2 separate regions of the Mus musculus genome follow, and region 2 is linked to region 1. The links are chromatin loops, found by intact Hi-C in ENCODE. Cell type or tissue: left cerebral cortex. All regions are shown on one strand. Links, peaks and the distances in the headings refer to the core of each region. The heading gives the core; the rest is flanking DNA.

The links. A loop is a pair of places that touch in the nucleus more often than their neighbours do. Peaks named below come from ENCODE experiments on the same cell type or tissue, not always from the same donor. Only the 100,000 strongest peaks of a DNase experiment are listed, where the experiment ranks them.
Region 2: it touches region 1 in a loop (7-fold over the local background); 9 of 42 quality-filtered maps call a loop at or near these places.

The regions. Positions count from the first base shown.
Region 1 is chr14:120,805,340-120,815,869 of GRCm38, forward strand. It overlaps Gm41253 (a long non-coding RNA gene), which reads right to left and starts at 953. Exons shown (of 6, transcript XR_874981.1): 1 at 753-953. It also overlaps the pseudogene Gm18076. In left cerebral cortex, for the core only: no CTCF peak of the experiment used is centred there; a DNase peak (open chromatin) is centred at 4,203; H3K27ac peaks cover 537 bases.
Region 2 is chr14:120,671,728-120,682,257 of GRCm38, forward strand. No RefSeq gene overlaps it. Among named protein-coding and RNA genes, the nearest start is that of 4930424E08Rik, 40 kb to the left of the region's middle. In left cerebral cortex, for the core only: a CTCF peak has its summit at 7,515 (motif pointing right); DNase peaks (open chromatin) are centred at 4,267, 6,997 and 7,543; H3K27ac peaks cover 386 bases.

The DNA.
Region 1 (10,530 bases), core at 921-8,920:
AATGGTCAGTGACACAACACAGCTTTTCCTCATCAAACCACACAAACTGAACAGGACCAGTCAGAGGGTGTGGTTAACAACAGTGGTAGGAACGAGAACAATCTGTTGGAAATTAAAACACAACAGGCTCTTTGGGAGACGGTTCTGCGGTTCCTCACAGAGCCAGCAGACTGATCTCACTGCCTCCTCCTTAATATTTACCCAAAGGGACCAAAAATTTATGTCCACACAAAACCTCACACAGGTTCGTTGATGATGGTACTGTGCATAGCTATCCAGACTGGGAAACAATCAAGATGCCAGGCATGGTGACACATGACTTTTAACCCAGTGCTTGGGAGACAGAGACAAGGTCCCTGTGAGTTCTAGGCCAGCCTGGTCTACACAGTGAGTTTCAGGACACCCAGAGCTATACAGTGAGACTCTGTCTGAAAAGGGGGCAGGTGGGACTCAGCAGGCAAAAGATAAACTGAGATGTAGCAGGAAAGGAGGGTCTGGGCTGCCTCTGTGTAAACACTGTGGGGCCTTGCAGCCCCAAGAGCATCTCCTGCAGGAGGACCTAATTGAGGACTGCCTGAAAAACCAGCATCTCCTATAGGAGAACCTGACTGAAGACTGCCTGAGAGAGCAAGGATTGCTGGTGCAGGCACTGCCAGCCAATCAGGAAGTGCTGTTTAGAAGAGCTGCTTTCTTGGGACCAATAGTGGTGGCTGGAGGCAGTGCTCTGAGAGCTAACTTTGGCTGTTTCTCACCTGCTCCCGGGAGTCTGTGTTGTTGGCTCTGCACCACCTCAGCTCCAACCCCAAGGGCAGGTAGGGTCCATCAGCAAGGAGTCCAGGACGGAAGGCTTTGCTTCTTAGCCAGGCTTACTAAGAAAGGCCCTGAGGTTGCTTTGCCTATGAGGCATCACAACCGTTCTGGTCTTTAAAAAAAAAAAATGCCCGTTACCAACACTGTTGAGCACCACTGACTGGACAGGAAAGGAGGCAGCCAACTTCCAGTGCCCTTGACCACGCCCCTGACCACGCCCCTGAGGCGTCTACATGGAAGCGGTCTCCTCAAGAATCCCCTCTTGTCAGAGAAGCTGGGTTGGTTTTACTGGGTGCACAGTCTGGGTCGCGACTGTGGGGGGTTCAGAGTGGACTAAACCAGAAGGTCACAAATGTCCCCGCTCTGAGCAAGCGTCACCTGTTGTGTCCATAACAACCTTGTCTGAGACATCTTAAGACATCTTATAGCCTCTCTGTAAGAGTTCAATTTTGCTTTCCTGTGCTGTGATACACACCATGACCAAGAGCACCATGAACAGCGTGACCAATAGCAACATGGGATGTGGGGCTGTGGGTGTTGAAGGGAGCTGCTGTCCTGCCAGAGTTCCTGTGCTCTGGGCGGGCAGATGCAGGAAGACTGCCAAATGCTTTCCACGTGGCCCCAGGCAACTGGCTGTGTGAAGCCACTGACCCCACGGGGGGGGGGGGGGGGAGGGGGGGGCGTGTTGCGCGCGCTCAACTGGCCAGGAAGAACGACGCTGCTACAGGATCCTTCTGCACATGTTTATTCAGTCCTGTTTCTTCTTGTTTATATCTCCCTTGTTTATATCTCCCTTGTTTATATCTCCCTTGTTTTTATATCTCCCCCTGTTTATATCTCCCCTGTTTATATCTCCCTTGTTTTTATATCTCCCTTGTTTTTATATCTCCCCCGAACCCTGGGCCTCTCACTCTTTTATACTCTCAGTTCCCATCCACGCACAGCAGGCCACGCCACCTCACCAGGCACGCAGCTTCAGCTAATCAGGGCAGCAGGGGCAAATCTCCACCAAATTGGATTCACCTGTATCCTGGTACACCTGCGCAGCACTCAAGATGTTTGTGTCTTATATGAGGAAGTCAGGTGCAAGTCATATGACTTAGCTGCAGTCCCTGGCGCCTTTGGGACTGCCGCCACACCCGCTCCCCACAGGGGCGGACAAGGGGCAGCCCCCAGTACCAGGTTCTCGGTCTCTGGCATCCCATGCTCCATACGGCAGAGGAGCTGAGAACAGAATAGGGGCCTCGGAGCAACTCTCTCGGCCTCAGAGATACAGGAAGAGGCAGAGGGAGAGAGATTCCCATGCAGGCGAGAGTCCTTAGTCTGGGCCTTGTTAAACAGAGACAATCTATGGTTTTAGAGCTTTATTGTAGAAAGGCAAAAGGAAAGAGAAAAAGTAGAAAGAGAGAGAGGAAAAACCAGCCATGGCCAAGAGGAGAGAAGGGAAAGAGAGAAAGAGAGAGAGTAAGAAAGGTGAAGGCTTAGAGAGAGAGAGGTAAAAGCTTAGAGAGTAAGAGAGAGAGTAAGAGAGAGAGAGCGAGGTGGGGCCAAGCAGCCCCTCTTATAGTGGGCTTGTTATCTTGCTGTTGCTAGGTAACTGGGAGGAGTCTAGCTTGAAGATCAGAAGCTTGGGACATTGTGTACATGACTGCTAGCCACGAGCCTCTCTTGGGGGGCTGTGGGGGCTGTGGGGGCGGTAACTTCGACAGGAGCCAGGGGTCCAGGAGACATGAGGGAATGTCCCATGTAGGTGGGAATTACCACCCATCGGATTCTGGGGGAGGGGGGAGGATCAGACCTCAACTCGACTGGAGACCAGACTGTCTGTGCATAGCCCATTGCCTCACAGTGGGGAACAGAGGGTTTAGTTCCTCTCACAGGTCATCCTCCTTCCATTCAAGAAGCCAGGACAGGAGCTTAAGACAAGAACTAACATAGAAAACACAGAGGAATGGTGTTTAATGGCTGCTCACTCTGGTTTTCTCAGCTACCCTTCTTATACATCCCAGGCCTACCTGTCACCCACCCAGTGCTGGTGCTGCCCACAGTTGGATGGGCCTTCCCACATCAATTAGCAGTCACGAAAATGCTCATAGCCAATCCAACTGAAGCAATCCCTGCAGTATGGTTCCTTCTTCCCCAGTGTGTCAAGCTGACACATGAGGCAAGCTACGGCAGTAGGCAATCTCCATTTTTGGTCAGTTATGTTGAAGCTCTTGACTCTGCGAGTGAGTAACTCAAGCCAGATCCTGGTGGAAAGGGCTTCTTTTTCTCCCCATGCCCCTGATTTTTTTCAGCTTTTTATTCTAACTTAACATCCCTAGAGAAGGGGCTCAGTGGTAAAGGGCATTGCTGCTTTTACAGAGGGTGAAGGTACATTTCCCAGCATTCACAGGGCAGCTCCTAACCCACCCTAACTCCAATTCCAAGGGACTCAATGCCTCTTCTGGCACCTGGTTTGCACATGGTGCACACACATACATGCAGGCAACCATCCATACTGTAATAGGACCCCAGACCTTAGCACAACTGACTCCATTAAAACCCAGCATGTAGACAGTACCATCAGCCAAAACAAAAACAAAAACTTAATCCATCAAAGTCCATAGCTCTGGGAAAGTCACTAACTGTACTAACCTTGCTTTTTGGCTTCTGTAGTTCTGCTTCTGGCTAACTGTTCTTGTCAACTGAAGAATCTCAACCCAGAACATGTTTTTTTGTTTTTTGTTTTTTGGTTTTTTTTTGGGGGGGGGGTGTTGGTTTGTTTTTGTTTTTGTTTTTTATGCTTAAAAGCTCACCCTGGGAATAGCTGTGGGTTACACTGGGAAGACTTTTTATTGACTTAAACCTATATCCAACAAGTCTTCTCTAATGGATATCCCACAACAATACATGTAAAAAATAATAATAATAACATTTAAAACCACCAACTGGGGCTGGAGAGATGGCTTAGTGGTTAACAGCACTTGGTGCTCCTTCAAAGTATCCAGGTTTGATTCCAAGCACCTACGTGACAGCTCACAACTGCCTGTTAACTCCAGTTCCAGGGAATCCAAGACACTCTTCTGGCCTCTGAGGGCACAGGTCATGCTCATGGTTCCCACATATGCATGCAGGCCAAACACTCATACACATAAAACAAAATAAAATAAAATAACTACCTAATACCAAAATGACATATGACCCAAAAGCCCCAGGCTAACCTTCTTACTCCAAATCGCCCCTTAGGGCTGACAACCCATATGTTTTCTGCTTTGTCTCTTTTTCCTCAAATTGCTGACTAAACTTCATCAACAGGAGGGAGGAGGCGGAGGCCCATATGACTGGAGCATCCCTTTCCAGAGAATCAGAGCCTTGAAAACAAGGACTTGTACCACCCCCTCCCACAGGTGGCCCTGTGCCCAGTCAGAGCCTCACACACCATGCCTGAATCGGCTGCAAATGATGTAGGAGATAAACGTAGCAACCCACAGGCCTTGAAGATGGCAGCTTCACAGAATTCATACGGCCCGCAGTAGCTTAAAACTGAAGCAGGAACTAAGATGCTCTGCCTAGGAGAAGCATGCTACATGGCTTAAGTGATTGTCCTAGTTACAGTCACTACTGCTGAGATGACACGCCGTGACCAAAGCAATGTGGGGAGGAAAGGGTTTATTTGGCTTACACTTCCACATCGTTCTCCATTGTGGAGCGGTGAAGCATGCCACCAGACAGAAAACCTGGTAAGGCTGGGCGGATTCAGGAATCCTCATCATTGAGAATGGTACTTAAATCTACTCCCAACCAGGCTCCTGTTCTGGAACGTGTGACCACGACACCCCATTGAGTAACTTAGGGACAACACCTGAAGTTCTTCCTCGTGCAGATGAGGCATCCCTAGAGTCTCAGACCAAGCCCATAGAGCGCATCTGCCTCTAGATCCCAACCCACACCCAAATGTTGATAAGGTCCTATCCACAAGGAATGAAGTGCATGAGTTATTTCACCAAAGATCGTCTGAGAGTGCATATCTCATCGAACTGTAACACTCCAGAGAAGAGTATTCTCTTCCGAAGCTGACATGGCTGGACGCTGCTCGAGCAGCTGCAGCCACTTCCTGTCCAGTGGCCCCGACTTTGGCTCCTAGCCTCCCTACTACCTCCCACCTCCTGCAGCCCCAGAAGAGGCCCAGCAGCCAGCCCTGCTCCCGCTACCCCTTGGAGACCTGCAACTCTTTGGCCTCTTCGGCTGGGCCAGAGCCCCACAAATCCATATGGATAACACCCAATATGTAGACCAGCTGAAGGAAACCAGGACAGGAACTAGAATTAGGCAGGATCCTGGAGGCAGGAGCTGATTCAGAGCCGGTGGAGGAGTACTGCCTTGCTTATCGTGGCTTGCTCAGCCTGCTTTCTTCCCAGGACCTCCAGCCCAGGGATGGCATCACCTACAATGGGCTGGGCCCCCCAGCACTGATCACTAATGCAGCCGGATTTATGGCAACATTTTCTTAATTGAGGTTCCCTCCTTTCAGATGACCCTAGTTTGGGTCAAGTTGACATAAAACTAGCCAGAAAAGAGAACAGGGATGAAAGTTGCTGGCACCTGAAAGACATGAAGTCTTTGCTCTACAAGAAACCCCGTGGAATGATCACAGTCAGCTATTGGATGGGTCACACGGCCCCCAATGGAGGAGCTAGAGAAAGTACCCAAGGAGCTAAAGGGAACTGCAACCCTATAGGTGGAACAACATTATGAACTAACCAGTACCCCGGAGCTCTTGTCTCTAGCTGCATATGTATCAAAAGATGGCCTAATCGGCCATCACTGCAAATAGAGGCCCATTGGACTTGCAAACTTTATATGCCCCAGTACAGGGGAACACCAGGGCCAAAAAGGGGGAGTGGGTGGGTAGGGGATTGGGGGGCTGGGTATGGGGGACCTTTGGGATAGCATTGAAAATGTAAACGAGGAAAATACCTAATTAAAAAAAAAGAAAAAAAGAAACCCCGTGGAAGGGCAGAAAGGTAGCCTAGTTGCCTAGCATGCATGAACCTTGGGTTCCATTCTCAGAACTGCATCAAACCAGATGGGATGATCCACCCTTGCAATTCCAACACTTGAAAAGTCAAGCCAATAAGACTGGAAAGTTCAAGGCCATCTTTGATTGGGTCATCCTTAGAAATATAGTTCAAGGCCAGCTTGGGCTACATAAGATCTTGTCTCAAAATAAAACAAAATCATAAACTACCATGGGCTGCTAAGCTAAAATCCCCTTTAATTAAAAAAAAAAAATAGAACAATGCCATTATTAGTCACTAAGCCAAGATTTATTATAAATTTTACATGAAGGAATTCAATTATCTAAGATGAAGGGGAATGCTTTTACCCGCATCCAGTGTTCAAATGAAGGTCATTATTGCTCTCCAGCTTTGCATAATGATTCAAGCAACAAACTTGAATTGCTTTCTTCGTATCCTCCAAGACACAGGCCTGGTTGCTATTCATTAATATAGGTGTTTTAAAGACAGAATTCAACTCCTCGGTGAGCAAAAGACCCAGCTGTAAAAATATCCCAAGTGCCCACGCCAGCACCTCTGTGCAATCCCGGCATATAACGCCATGATGAAGTAAATCTGTGTGTGACTTCAGAGTAAACAGGTCTCTAAGATTCTGCGCCATGCAAACGTCCACTTTGTCCTGGTGTTTGAGCAAAGCACCTGCCTTCCTGGTGGAGGAGCCAGGTGCGCTTGGTCGGAAGCAGACCACGTATTGGTATAGGACCTGGTATGGGCCTGGGTAGAAACTCTATACCTTGATGAACCAGGGTAAGTCTGCTTTTATGTTCCCTAGACACCATGCTTCTGGGTAACGTTGCATCAGAAAGCACATTCCTCTTAACAAAAATTCGCAAATTACTCATAAATATGAAAATGTTTCACAAAATATAAGGCATCCTGCAAATACCAAGAGTTTCCTATTCCATCCTATTCAGGGTGGATTATAATCATTTACAACACTAGTGTGCTGGTATTTCTCAAATACCCACTTTACCAATGATTTAAAAACCGGTAAGTTGCCAGGGTCAACAGTTCATAATCAGTGTGGAAGCTCTAACCCATAGCTTTGCTCTGTTATGCAGAGCCTGCCTGTCTACCTGTCTACCTGAGCTTGTCTGACCCCTCAGAGAATTAAGACCTCTATCCTGTTGACAAAACTCCCTCAAGGATGGAGCAGAAGGTCAAGCTCCAAGTTCAACAGCATCTATCAAATACTTGCTTTGTGTGCATGTGCACCTGTGTGCACACACACATATAGAGGCCAGAGTTGACCCTAAGCATCTCCCACAGACACTTTCCACCTCATTATTTTTGAGAAAGGGTCTCTCATTGATTGGTCTAGACTGGCTGGCTAGCAAGCTTCCCCAATCCCCGTGTCTACATATCCCAGCACTGGGGCTACAGGCTCATGCTACTACAGCTGATCTGTTATGTGAATGCTGGAAACTAAGCTCCCATCCTCATGACTGAGCCATCTTCCTGGCCAAATAATTTTATTTTTAATTGCCGGAGGCTAGAAAAATGGCTCAGCAGTTATGAATACTGGCTGTTCTTCTGGATGACCCAGGTTTGACTCCCAGCACCTTCATGGTGGCTCACCACCATCTGTAACTCTAGGTTCCTGACCCGCCCAGCAGGTCCAGTTATTCAAGGGTCTCAAGGGGACCTTCTCCTAAGAACCAAATGGGGGATAGAGAGAGACGAGAACTTTGTGCAATGAACGACACACGGAAGCAGTCTGAGTAACATCAAGGTCTCACTGTATTAGCAAGGCTCAAGGTTTAAATGCACAAGCAAAAGGGGAAGTACTTCTCAGCAGGAGGAATGGGACAGCGGAAATTTTTCTTTTGGCGAATACACGGGGAAGCAGGAAGTTGGCGGTATCAGGGTACATCTTGAGGTCAGGACATCAGGCGCTGACTTAGGGCTGGAACAATCTGTGGTTGTTCTCAGAGCGGTGCATCGGTGGCCCACTTTTGACCCCCTTTTCTTCTCGGGGGTGGGGGGAGAGGCCCAATTCAGAGATCAGGACAATAGTGTTGTCTTAATAGCTCCCAACAGGTTCCCAGAAATCAACTGTCCTCTTCTGTACTCCATGGGAACCAGACATGTGGTACATAGACTTACATCAGGCAAAACATACATACACATAAAAATAAGTAAAATCTAAAAAAAAAAAAAAAAAATTAAACTAAGAACCACTAGCTGGTGTCAGGGACCCTTAGCTGCCAAGGCTGATAACCTGAGGTTTGCCCCTAGGATGCACACGGTAGGAGGTGACCCTTGACCTCCATATCCACACAGGCAAATACAATAATAAGCAAACAAAAAAAAAAAAACCAAACTTATTTTACAGTGGGCAGCTCACAACTGCCTGTAACCCCAGCTGCAAGGAAATCTGATGCCCTCTTCTGGCCTCCATAAGCTCCTGTGTGCGTGTCACACTGATATATGCTCAGGCACCTGTGTGTGTGTGTGTGTGTGTGTGTGTGTGTGTGTGTACATGTGTGTGTACATGTGTGTGTACATGTGTGTGTACATGTGTGTGCATGTGTGTACATGTGTGTGTACATGTGTGTGCACAATCACACATAAAATAAATCTTTCAAGATAAATGAAAAACTACCCACTTGCTGTTCCCTCTTTGAAATGACACATGATGAGTCCCCACCATTGCTCAGGTGTCTTAATGAGAAGGAACCTGTGGTGCCACCCCTGAGCCATCTCTCTGGGCCTGCCCTGCAGCTTCCTTTCTTCGTAAGCCAGAGCTCTTAAGAACGGCACCGTCACTTGAGAAATGATTGTCATCTTTCTCAATAACTCTGATGAGAAGCCCTATTTTTAACTCAATCTAAAATACATTAGGGGAGCCATCTAGTGTTTTGAAGTTGGCAGCTAGGCGCTGTGGAGAATGTCCCCACTCCCTAAATTTGATTTACCATCTGTGTTCATTTTCTGTGTTCTGAAGCATCAACAGGGTTTATACTTCATTTGGGGGTGGAAATCGGTTTTCAAAAATCACTCATTAGGCTGTTGTTTCCTAGTATTTGGAACAAGGAGTTTGGGTCCATGGTTGCAACAACCCCCCCTTTCATACTGGGCGCAGCATGGTAACAACACGGGCGTGCTTGGTGTGCTTGAAGCGAATGAATTGTTTGTTCAAAGCTTCCTGAACAAGAAACCTTTTTATAAGTTGCTATTTTTCCGACACCAAAATCTGGCTATTAGCAGCACAAGTGACAGCTGATGTGAAATCTCAGGAGCTTTAGTAAGGGTCACAGAACATATTCTCCACCTTCTGGTTCATGTTCACCGACTTCCCAGGAGCTCGTCTGAGGTGTAGAGTAGACTGGCATAAAACATTTAATGAACTGTGACTCTGTTACATTCCGGCTTTTGCATAAACAAGAAACCATGACCACAATCATTCTATCGTTCTAAAGTGTGTGTGTGCGTGTGCGTGTCTGTGTGTGTGTGTGTGTGTGTGTGTGTGCGCATGTGCGTGTGGGTGGAGGTGCATGTGTGTGCATGTGCGTGGGTGTGGGTGGGTGTGGTGTGTGTGTGTGTGGTGGTGTGTGTGTGGGTATGTGTGTGTAAGCATGTGGCTAGCTAGCTTGACATCCAGTAATGACCCTTTCTCACACAAAATGGAAGATGACCCAAGGTTGTCCTATGGCCTCCCCATGCACTCACACTGTGGCAAACACTCACATGTGTGCACAGAAGGGCATGCCTTTCTCACACACACACACACACACACACATGTACATGCACACACATTTAAGAAACATAATGAACATCTATTTCATCCTCCCCAAAGGCTTCATCAAGGCCCTGGGTGACCTTTCTCCCACCTCCCTCCAGTATCTCTGAAGGAACTTTTGTTCTACTTTTTTTTCCAGACTTTATTTATTTTTCTTGTATAAAAAACCCACACCAGCCATAGCTGGAGCCTGGATCTTCTGAACAGAGACTCTGGTGTGGGTTTTCACAAGATGATCAGTGAATTCCTGATAAGGAGACTTGGTGAACACAGTCTCTTTCCAGAGGTCGGGGATCAGGTAGCTGTAGGTCTTGATGATGGCATCAAAGGTGGCCTTGGCAAAGTTGCCCAGGATGACAGTGCAGCCTCTGGCTGAATGCCAGGGCCTCTGAGGGCAGGGATGAGACGCACCAGCACAGAGTCACAGTGGCCTGTCACCTTGTAAGCAACAGTGTGCAGCTTGCCAATCTTGTTCCCCCAGTAGCCTCTCTGCACAGGGATGATGGAAAGCTTGGCCAAGATGATGGCCCCTCGGATGGCAGTGGCAACCTCCTTGGAGCACTTAATACCAAGACCAACGTGACCATTGTAGTCCCCAACAGGGACAAAAGCCTTGAACCTGGTCCACTGGCCAACCTGAGTCTGCTTCTGCACTGGCATGATTTTCAGAACCTCATCCTTTAGGGATGCACCCAGGAAGAAGTCAATGATCTCAGACTCCTTAATGGGCAGGGAGAACAGGTAGATCTCCTCCAAGGACTTGATCTTCATGTCCTTAACCACATAATTTGGTCACCTTTTGATAGGCATTTATGCTGTTTCCATATTGTATGATCACAATGAAAGCCACTATGTGAATACCCAGGCATAAACCCTCTCATTTTCCTTAGGTAAATTCCTAGAAGGGGACCCTGCTTC
Region 2 (10,530 bases), core at 1,040-9,039, 130 kb before region 1:
CCAAAAGCCTAGACATCAGTGTAAAACACATTAACATCCAGGACAATATGTCTCTTCTAAAGCCCAGCATCACTACCACAACAGGGCCTGAGTATTGCAGCCTTATTGAAGCACAAGACAAAGATCTTAGAATATTTATCCTTTATGAATATATAACAAAGGTCTTTAAAGAGTAAACAGATAAATCCCTTAAAGAAATCTATGAAAACACCAACAAACCATGTAAAGAAACTAATAAAATAGTTCAAGGCCTAAAAGTGAAAATAGAATCATTAAAGCACAAACTGAGGGAACTCTGGAAATGAAAAGCTTAGGAACCTGAGCAGGAACCTCAGAGGCAAGCAACAGAATAGAAGAAATGGGAGAGAGAATCTCCGTATTGAAGATATGATAGAAGCAACGGATACCACTGTCAAGGAAAATAATAAATCTAAAAATGATTCTGGCACAAAACATCCAGGAAATCTGGGACACTGTAAAAAGACCAAATCTAAAAGTGATAAGAATAGAAGGAAAGAAACCCAGGTCGAAGGTACAGAAAATATTTTCAACAAATCATAGAAGAAAAATTTCCTAACCTAAAGAAGGACATGTATATCAAAGTATAAGAGGCATACAGAACACCAAATAGAACAGAACAGAATTGAAATTCCCCTGGATACATAATGATCACTTAATTACAGAACAAATAAAGCATATTAAAAGCTGCACGAAACAGTGGTCAAGTGTCTTAGTTTGGGTTTTATTGCTGTGAAGAGACATCATGACCAAGGCAACTCTTATAAAGGCAAGCATTTAATTGGGGCTGGCTTATATAATTCAGAGGGTCAGTCTGTTATCATCATGATGTGGCAGCGTGGCAGGATATTGGCAGACATGGTGCTGGAGGATTCAAGAGTTCAACATCTTGATTCAAAGGCAACCAGGAAGAGACTAGCTCTAGCAGGAAGAGACTAGCTCTAGCAGGCAGGCAGCATCAGGGTCTCTTTCATACTAGTGGAGCTTGATCATAGGATTTCAAAGCCAACCTCCATAGTGACACACATTTCCTCCAACAAAGCCACACCTATTCCAACGAGGACACACCTCCTAATAGTGTCACTTCCTAGGGGCCAAACATTCAAACACATGAATCTATGGAGGACAAACCTCAGCAAACCAAGTAGTATCGGAGAGCAGGCCTATCAGAATTATGCATGATGTATCTCAATGGAGACTCTAAAATCTATAAGGGCCTGGACAGATGTGCTGCCATCTCTAAAAGATGGCAGATGTCAGTCCAGACTACAATACCCAGCAAAACTTTCTATTACCTTAGATGGAAAAAATAAGATATTCCATGTTAAAGCCACTTTTAAACAATATCTATATTACAAACGCAGCCCTACAGAAAGAGCTAGAAGGACAACTCCAACCTCAGGAGGTTAACTACACCCATAAAAATACAAGGAATAAATAATCTTAGACCAACAAAATCAAAATAAGGGAAATACACACAACAACAACAAACAGGAATCAACAATCAATGGTTATTGATACCTCTCAATAGCAATGCTCTCAATTTCTCAATTAAACAAAACACAGACTAACAGGATGGCTATGAACTGGATCCATCCTTCTGCTGCATCTAAGAAGCAGACCTCAAGCTCAAGGGTAGACATTACTTCAGAGTAAGGGGCTGGAAAAGATGATCCAAGCGAATAGATCTAAAAGTCAGCCTGGTGTAGCCATTTTAATATCTAACAAAATAGACTTCAAACCAAAACTAATCAAAAGGAGTAGGTAATGACACTACATACTCATCAAAGGAAAATCTACCAAGTGAACACCCTGAATTGTATACTGATGCTCACACACTTATAGTGGAAGACTTGGGTACCACACTGCCACCAATAGATAGGCCATCCAGGCAAACACTAAACAGAGAAAAGCTGGAGCTAACCGACATTATACATCAGTGGAACTAACCATTATTTGCAGAACATTTCACCCAAACACAAAAGAATATATCTTCTCAGCGCCTCAGGGAGCTTATTCTCAGTAGCTCATGACTTTCTTCAAAACTGGCCACATAGTCAGACACAAGTTACTCTCAACAGAAACAAAAAAACTGAAATAGCACCCTGCCATGTATCTAACTACAAAAGATTAAAGCAGAATATCAACAAAAAACAAAAAAAATTAAAATTTTTAAAAAAAGAACAGAAATCTTACGAACTCATAGAAACTGAACAACTCACTTCTGAATGAAGATTGGGTCAAGAAAGAAATTAAAGGAGCTAAAGGGATCTGCAACCCTATAGGTGGAACAACATTATGAACTAACCAGTACCCGGAGCTCTTGACTCTAGCTGCATATGTATCAAAAGATGGCCTAGTCGGCCATCACTGGAAAGAGAGGCCCATTGGACATGCAAACTGTATATGCCCCAGTACAGGGGAACGCCAGGGCCAAAAAAAATGGGAATGAGTGGGTAGGGAAGTGGGGGAGAAGGTATGGGGGACTTTTGGGATAGCATTGGAAATGTAATTGAGGAAAATATGTAATAAAAAATAAAATAAAAAATAAAAATAAAAAAAAAGAAATTAAAGACTTTCCAGAATTGAATGAAAATGAATTCACAACATACTTAAACTTATGAAAAAGAAGCAAGTTCATAGTACTAAAAGCCCACATTATTTTTTTTTCCATTTTTTATTAGGTATTTAGCTCATTTACATTTCCAATGCTATGCCAAAAGTCCCCCATATCCACCCACCCCACATTATTTTTAAAAAAAAGAATTAGAGAGATCTTATACTGTTAATTAAGAGCACACCTCAAAGCTCTAGAGAGAGAAAAAGAAGAAGCCACGCCCAAAAAAGTAAACAGCTAGAAATCATCAAATTCGGGCTGAAATCAACAAAATGGAAACAAAAAATGCAAAGAATTAATGAAACAAAGAGACAGTTCTTTGAAAAAGTCAAGAAGATTAACAAAACCCTTATCCAAAATAATTAAAAGCCAAGAATAGAGAATATCCAAATTAACAAAATTAAAAATGAAAAGGGGGTCAAAACAACAGACACTAAGGAAATCCAGAGAATCAGAAGAACATACTTTAAAACCTGTACTGTAACAAATTCAAAAGCCCAAAAGAAATGGATGATTTTCCTCATTAGATACCATCCATCCAAATCAAATCAAGATCAGATAAGTAATTTTAAAAGACCTATAAATCCTAGTGAAATAGAAGTAATCATTAAAAAAAATCTCCTTACCAAAAATTAAAATACATAACAATAATAATAATAATAATAACAAAACCTGCAAGACCGGATAGTTTTAGTGCAGAATTTCACCAAACTTTAAAAGAAGAGTTAATGCCAATACTTCTCAGATTATTCCACAAAAGAGAAACAGGAGGAACACTGCCAAATTCACTTAATGAGGCCACAGTTAGCTTCATACCCACACCACAAAAGTTCCAACAAAGAAAGACAAATTTGCTTTTTGAACATAGACACAAAAACTCTCAATAAAATGCTTGCAAACAGACTCTAAGAACATGACAAAGTCATACACCGTGATCAACTAGGCTTCATCCCAGAGATGAAGGAATGGTTCAGCAGATGTGAGCTGAGAACTGCAATCCACCATATAAACAACTTGAAAGAAAACACACACACACAATCGTTTCATTAGTTACAGAAAGGGCCTTTGAAGGAAGGTACTCTCCATACTTTAAAGGAAAATTGTAAACACCAACTCAACCACAAAAGCTTTGATCTACAATGGTGTTCTACCTACAAGATAGGCTAGGGCAATGGTGGCCAAAGCTCATGAGAGCAACCAACCAATATCAAATTTTACTTAAGGCCCACTCTACTAAGAGGAACCCATAGCTGACACTACTTTGGTGATCAAGAGACTGAGGCTAGGTAGCCAAGGGACCCATAGAAAGACCAAATACTACTGTTCTTTTAAAGAAAATGTTAGAATAAAATGACTCTTAGTGACATTCTGTATGTACTCTTAGATCAATCCCTTGCTCAGCCATCAATCAGAGAAACTTCATCCTGCAGCCAATGGGAGCAGAGACAGAGAAACACAGGCAGAGAGTAGGAGACTCTGGAACACCCTGAGATACAGAGAAACACAGGCAGTCATCATGTAGAGTGTGAGACTCGGAAACACCCTGCCCTACATGGGACATCTCCATCAAATTCCTCCCCTCAGAGCTCAGGAAACCCCTTGGAAGAGGTGGCAGAAGGAGTGTGAGAGCCAGAAGGGAGTAGGAGGAAGAGGTGGCAGAAAGGAGTGTGAGAGCCAGAAGGGAGTAGGCCACGGAGAAAACAAGACCCTCTAAGCCAACATGATCAAAATTCACCTGAGCTCACAGAGTCTGAGTCAGCATGCACAGGGACCTGCACAGGTCTGCACAAGTCTGCACCAGACAGTGTCTTAAGGAGACATGAATGTATGCCCCCATCCCTAACCCAGAAACAACTTCCAACTGATAACTGCTTACAAATGAAAGTTCAATTTTCTCCAAAGGAATCTCAGTGAGGAAACAAACTTCTCTTAAGGGTAGGCTGCATGCCCAGCCAGCCAGATGGCCAACAGGAAACAAAGTCAAAGGCATCGGTGGAGGCTGGATGCTCCTGTCTCGCGGGGTCATGTCACGGCTTTTCCTTTAAAAAAAAAACCATATATATATATATATATATATATATATATATATATATATATGTATGTATATATATATGTGTGTATGTATGTATGTATATGTATATGTATATGTATATGTATATGTATATGTATATGTATATGTATATGTACATGTACATGTATATGTATATGTATATGTACATGTACATGTACATGTATATGTATATGTATATGTATATGATGTATATGTATATGATGTATATGTATATGATGTATATGTATATGATGTATATGTATATGATGTATATGTATATGTATATGTATATGTATGTATATATATTATTATTATTATCCTATAAGTCCTTTGAGTAAATATTAAGGCTTCCAGCCTAGTGCTTCTACGGGCTTTCTGAGTGTGCAAACAGAGTGGGTCTCTGTCTCTTGTGCCTTCTCTTGGACTCTTTTCCTTCTGTTTGTTTGTTTTGTCCAGTTCTGCTGTGTTCTTTTTGTTGTTGTTGCTTTATCTTATTTTACTTTAGTTTGTTATATTGTATTATCATGCCTTTGAAGCCTCTTTGTTTTCTAATGAAAGACAGAAAAGGGGGCATCCACATGAAAGGGAGGGTGGGAAAGAACTGGGGGGAGGTTACAGGAAGGGAAACCGGAATCAGAATATATTATGAGAAGAATTCTATATTCAATAAAAAGAAAAATAATACAATATCTATTATCAATGGGGTACAATAAAGTATCTGGATGCCAGATTATGAAAACTCTTGAGATAAATAATTAACATAAGAAAATCAAGAAATTACCACTTCCTGCTCCCCATTTTGACCATCAGAACTGCAGAAATTACCTAATAAGGCCACTGGGCGTAATGCCGCAGACAAGGAAAGAAATGGGGAAATCCCCAACGTTATAAAAGCTTAATTGAAGTCAAAATTAAATGTGACAGTTCTTGCTCTACCTAAGACGCAGGGACCTGGTGCTCACCGCCTAGGAAACACCTGCTTGGATCTTATTTCCCTCTGCATTCACAGAGGTCCTGCTGGGCAAGTAGGCAAACTCCACAGTCACACGAAACCGGAGTATGAACTAATCCGTACATCTTGGTTCACTAACCCCAAAGTGTCAATCGCCAAGACTGAACTTGCAGATGGAAGGCAGGGCTGCCTCTATGTAAACGCTGGGTGGGCCATGCAGTCGCAAAAGCAGCTCCTTCAGGAGGACAGAATTGAGGACTTCCTGGGAGAGCAAGGATTGCTGGTGCAGGCACTGCCAGCCAATCAGGAAGTGCTGTTTAGAAGAGCTGCTTTCTTGGGACCAATGGTGGTGGCTGGAGGGTATGAAAGGAGCTTGCGGCAGTGCTCTGAGAGCTAACTTTGGCTGTTTCTCACCTGCTCCCGGGAGTCTGTGTTGTTGGCTCTGCACCACCTCACCTCCAACCCCCAAGGGCAGGTAGGGTCCATCAGCAAGGAGTCCAGGACGGAAGGCTTTGCTTCTTAGCCAGGCTTACTAAGAAAGGCCCTGAGGTTGCTTTGCCTATGAGGCATCACAACCGTTCTGGTCTTTTTTTTTTTTTTTTTTTTAATGCCCGTTACCAGCACTGTTGAGCACCACTGACTGGACAGGAAAGGAGGCAGCCAGCTTCCAGTGTCCTTGACCACGCCACTTGATTATTTGGGTGGCAGAAATGCTGCTTCAGGTATACATAATATATTCATGTTTCACAAGCAGCATAACTCAGTCTTCTGTCATGAAAATAATGTCAGTTATTATAATACATAGCAGTCAGATTAGCTAGGCTGTAGAAGAATTGTGTCCTATGCTTTGGTGGCTTCAGACAACAAAAATTCATTTCTCACTTGAATAGCATGTCATCATTCTTATCTGGGGGCTCTACTCTCAAAAGGACCAAAAGCTGATACAGTAGCCAGCTTTCTAGAACGTGACAGCTCTCGGCCAAATAACGCAGTAATTCTTTAACCTTCTGCTCATATTCCATGACACATCACTAAATATTCTTGAGTTGAAGTCGCAAGAAGGAATAAAAGTCCGGATGTTTGCGAAAACACCGATCATCATCATATTCCTCTGAAAAAGTCGACCTAGTCTCACCAGGAAGAGATCCTGAGAAAGATAGGAGGTGGGAAGGGCTGTTAATCAGGAGGCAAGGAACAGATCTGAGAGGCAGACACTCAAACATGCTGAGGGGGGATGGATTGCCATGATTCTCAGTCACCGGTGTGACCTATATTTAGCTTTTGACAGTTGCATGTGCACCAGAAATCTTCCTTCTCACCTTCCCCTACTTGGCTTTCTAACTGGCAAAGAACGGCAGGCAGTGAGGGTGATAAGCTCACAACATAGCACGTGTGCACGTGCGCCTGGGTGTAAATGTGAATCCTCATATGAAAGCCATGTGCCTGTGTGTGAATGTGCATCCTCGTATGAAAGCTGTCAGACGAGCCACGTTGTTATAGTAATTCTGCGAGAAAATGACCAACAGTAAGCTGTCTGAGCCAGACAGCTCTACTTATGACACCTGTGGGTATCCGTGCCTTTCCCAGCTGGAGATCTATGGCTACTGAAGAGGGGTTAGGTGGACATTTGTAGAATGAATAGACATTTGTAGAATGTAGAAATGAGTGAGAGCAAAAGAGAGACCTCCAGCTGAGAATGGGACCTGGAAAACAGAATGCTAGATTCTAGACCCAGATTCTCTACTAAATAGAAGCAGAACTTATAGCACATAAATATTTAAGCCAGTGGGCAAAGAGTGGGCTAGTCTATAAAATGTACACAGAAAACCAGAAAGCTATGGGGGAGGAGACAGAGGCCTGCCTGCCTGCCTAGCCAGAAGAGGGTGCCATATGCATGGAGCTGGAGTTACAGGTGGGTGTGAGCCTCCTGACATGTGCTGGGGACCAAACTGTCGCTTGGGAAGAGCAGAATGGGCTTTTCATTGCTTAGGCACTTCTCCAGTTCCTGAGCATCTTCTTAACAGAATATAACTAGGATTCAAAAAAAGAAATGAAAGTTTAAAATAAAATACAGCCTCCATTTTTATCAACCGATTCTGAAAATGATACCAATTCAGCATTGGTCAGGATATAATGAAACTCAATATTTAAAAAAAAAAAGGAGAAATAAATACTATATATTAAAATGTCTGCAAGTATTGTGTTTGGGTGATTTTGCAGAAATCTATCACTTTTTTAATGTACTGGGTTTTTATAATTTATGGTATTATTTTTTTGTTGGGAAGCTCTACTTCCTGCAAAAATTAAGTTATTGTGACTACCTTAACTCTCCCATCTCAAATATCAAAACTCCAAAGAGACAGAAAAAAACGTTTAACGAGTAGGTATCACCCAGTGAGGTTATGGTTCACCAAGCAGGGAGCTAATAAAGTGAACAGCACTGCTTTCCAAGCTACCACCTTGGGAGTTTCCCAGCCTTTAATCCCAGCACTCGGAAGGCAGAGGCGGGCGGATTTCTGAGTTCGAGGCCAGCCTGGTCTACAAAGTGAGTTCCAGGACAGCCATGGCTATACAGAGAAACCCTGTCTCGAAAAACAAACAAACAAACAAACAGAGAAATACAACTCACAGGAAGCCTAGCAGGCTCTCTAAGTGTAAAAGACTGCGTTGCAAATCTAGAAAGAAAAAGCAGATAGATTTTCAGAGTAAGGGCATTTCTGGGGTGTATCCTGATGCCTAAAGTACACTCCAAGGAGGAATGCTCTTCTGAATGCTGAGGGAAGACTCTCCCAACAGGACCAATAACAAGGACTGTTTTTGTCAGGCAAGCTCCAGAATCTCACCAGATACTGGCTACGGGGGGGGGGGGGGGTCGCAGTGATGAAACAAAAATACCCCTATGCCCAGCGCTCCTATCCAGGGGACAAATCCTATACCCACTGCTCCTAGCTAGGGATCATTGTACCCCAAGGGCCCTTTGGCAATGGATGGACTTTTACTGTCTACACTCACATAGGATGCTAGCCGCAGCTGCTAGAGAGAAGCTGAAATGCTTGGCAACAATGCACAGGCTGTGCCTGCATGGAGTTCTACATCAAAGCAAGACCCAAAAAGTTCAACTGTTTCCAAGGAACTTTTTCCAGAACTCAGTTCAAGAACATTTATAAGAATTATAAAAAGGAATACTCACAATGTCTGGAATGCAATTTAAAAAAAAAAACTGCTAGGCATGCAGAAATAGAAAAACATAACACACAATAAAAAGAAAAACCATTCTATCTCCACCAAACCAGAATTGAGACATTGATTTACCAGTCAGGACATTAAATCATTATTATAACTGCATTCCTTATATTCAAAGAGCTAAGTAGAGACAGAGATAGTATTTTTTTTAAAAGAGCCTAAAGCTAAACTTTTAAAGAAAAATTATAAATATACTGGCTGGTTTTATGTAAACTTGACACAAGCTAGGGCCATCTAAGAGCAAAGAACCTCAATTAAGAAAACTTCTGCATAAGCCTGGGCTGCAGGCAAGCCTGTGGGGCATTTTCTTACTTAGCGATTGATGGGGGAGGGACCAGCCCGTTCTGGCTAGTGCCATCCCTGGGCAGATGGTCCTGGGTGTTATAAGAAAGCAGACTGAGAAAGCCATGAGGAGCAAACCAGTAAGCAACAGTCCCCCACAGTCTCTGCATCAGCTCCTGCCTCCAGGTTCCTGCCCAGTCTGAGTTCCTGCCTTCACTGCCTTTAATGGTATACTGTAATGTGGAATGTAAATGAAATGAAGTCTTTCCTCCCCAAGTTGCTTTTGGTCACGGCGTTTCATCACAGCGATAGAAATCCTTAGATGAAATATAGGCCAGATGGGACTGAAAGAAAGCCAGAGTTCACAGGATGAGTAATACACTTGAGTAGGTAACAGTGGGTACTGTGCAAAGAGACATGTAAAGAAAAGGAAATTTTTATTATATTTTTATTTAAAAATTTTCATATAGTACATTTTGATATTTTCCCTCATCTAAGTCCTCTCACATCATTCCCACCTCTCTGCCTCCCTCCCCCTGTCCCTCCCTCTTTCACCACTTGTGATTGCTTTCTTCTCCCTCCCAAGTGGGACTGAGGCGTCCAGGCATCCTCACTTGGGCACTTCAGCTTGTTGACCTTTTTGAGTTCTGGGGCTGTATCTTGGGTATCTTACTTTTTTTTTTCCCTAACATCCACTTATTAGTGAGTACATACCATGCATGTCCTTTTGGGTCTGAGTTACCTCACTCAGGATGATATTTTCTAGTTCCATCCTTTTGCCTGCAAAACTCAGGATATCCTCGTTCTTAATAGCTGAGTAGTATTCCATGTAAATGAACCACATTTTCTGTATCCATTCTTCTGTCGTGAGACATCAGGGTTGTCTCCAGCTTCTGGCTGTCACAAATAAGACTGTTATGAACATAGTGGAACACGTGCCCCTGTAACATGGTGGGGCGTCTTTTGGGTATATTCCCAAGAGTAGTATTGCTATGTCTTCAGGTAGATCTATTTCCAATTTTCTGCGGAATCTCCAGATTGATTGCTAGAGTTATTGTACCAGTTTGCAATCCCACCAGCAATGAAGGTCTGTTCCTCTTTCTCTGCATCCTCTCCAACATGCGTTGTCACCTGTGGTTTAAAGCTTGAGCCTTTTGCTTGGGCAGCAGCCCAGCTCTATACTTAATCCAACTGTCTTGCCCATGGTCCACCAAGAGGCTAGTTCTATACCTTTCTCTGTTCCACACAGATCTGTCTGTTCCCTTTCATGTCCACTATCTGAATCTCCCACATCTGCTTTCTTCTTCCTGTGTGCCCCACACTTCTCTCTTGGAAGTTTTGCCCTCCATTATCTGTCCAGCTATTGGC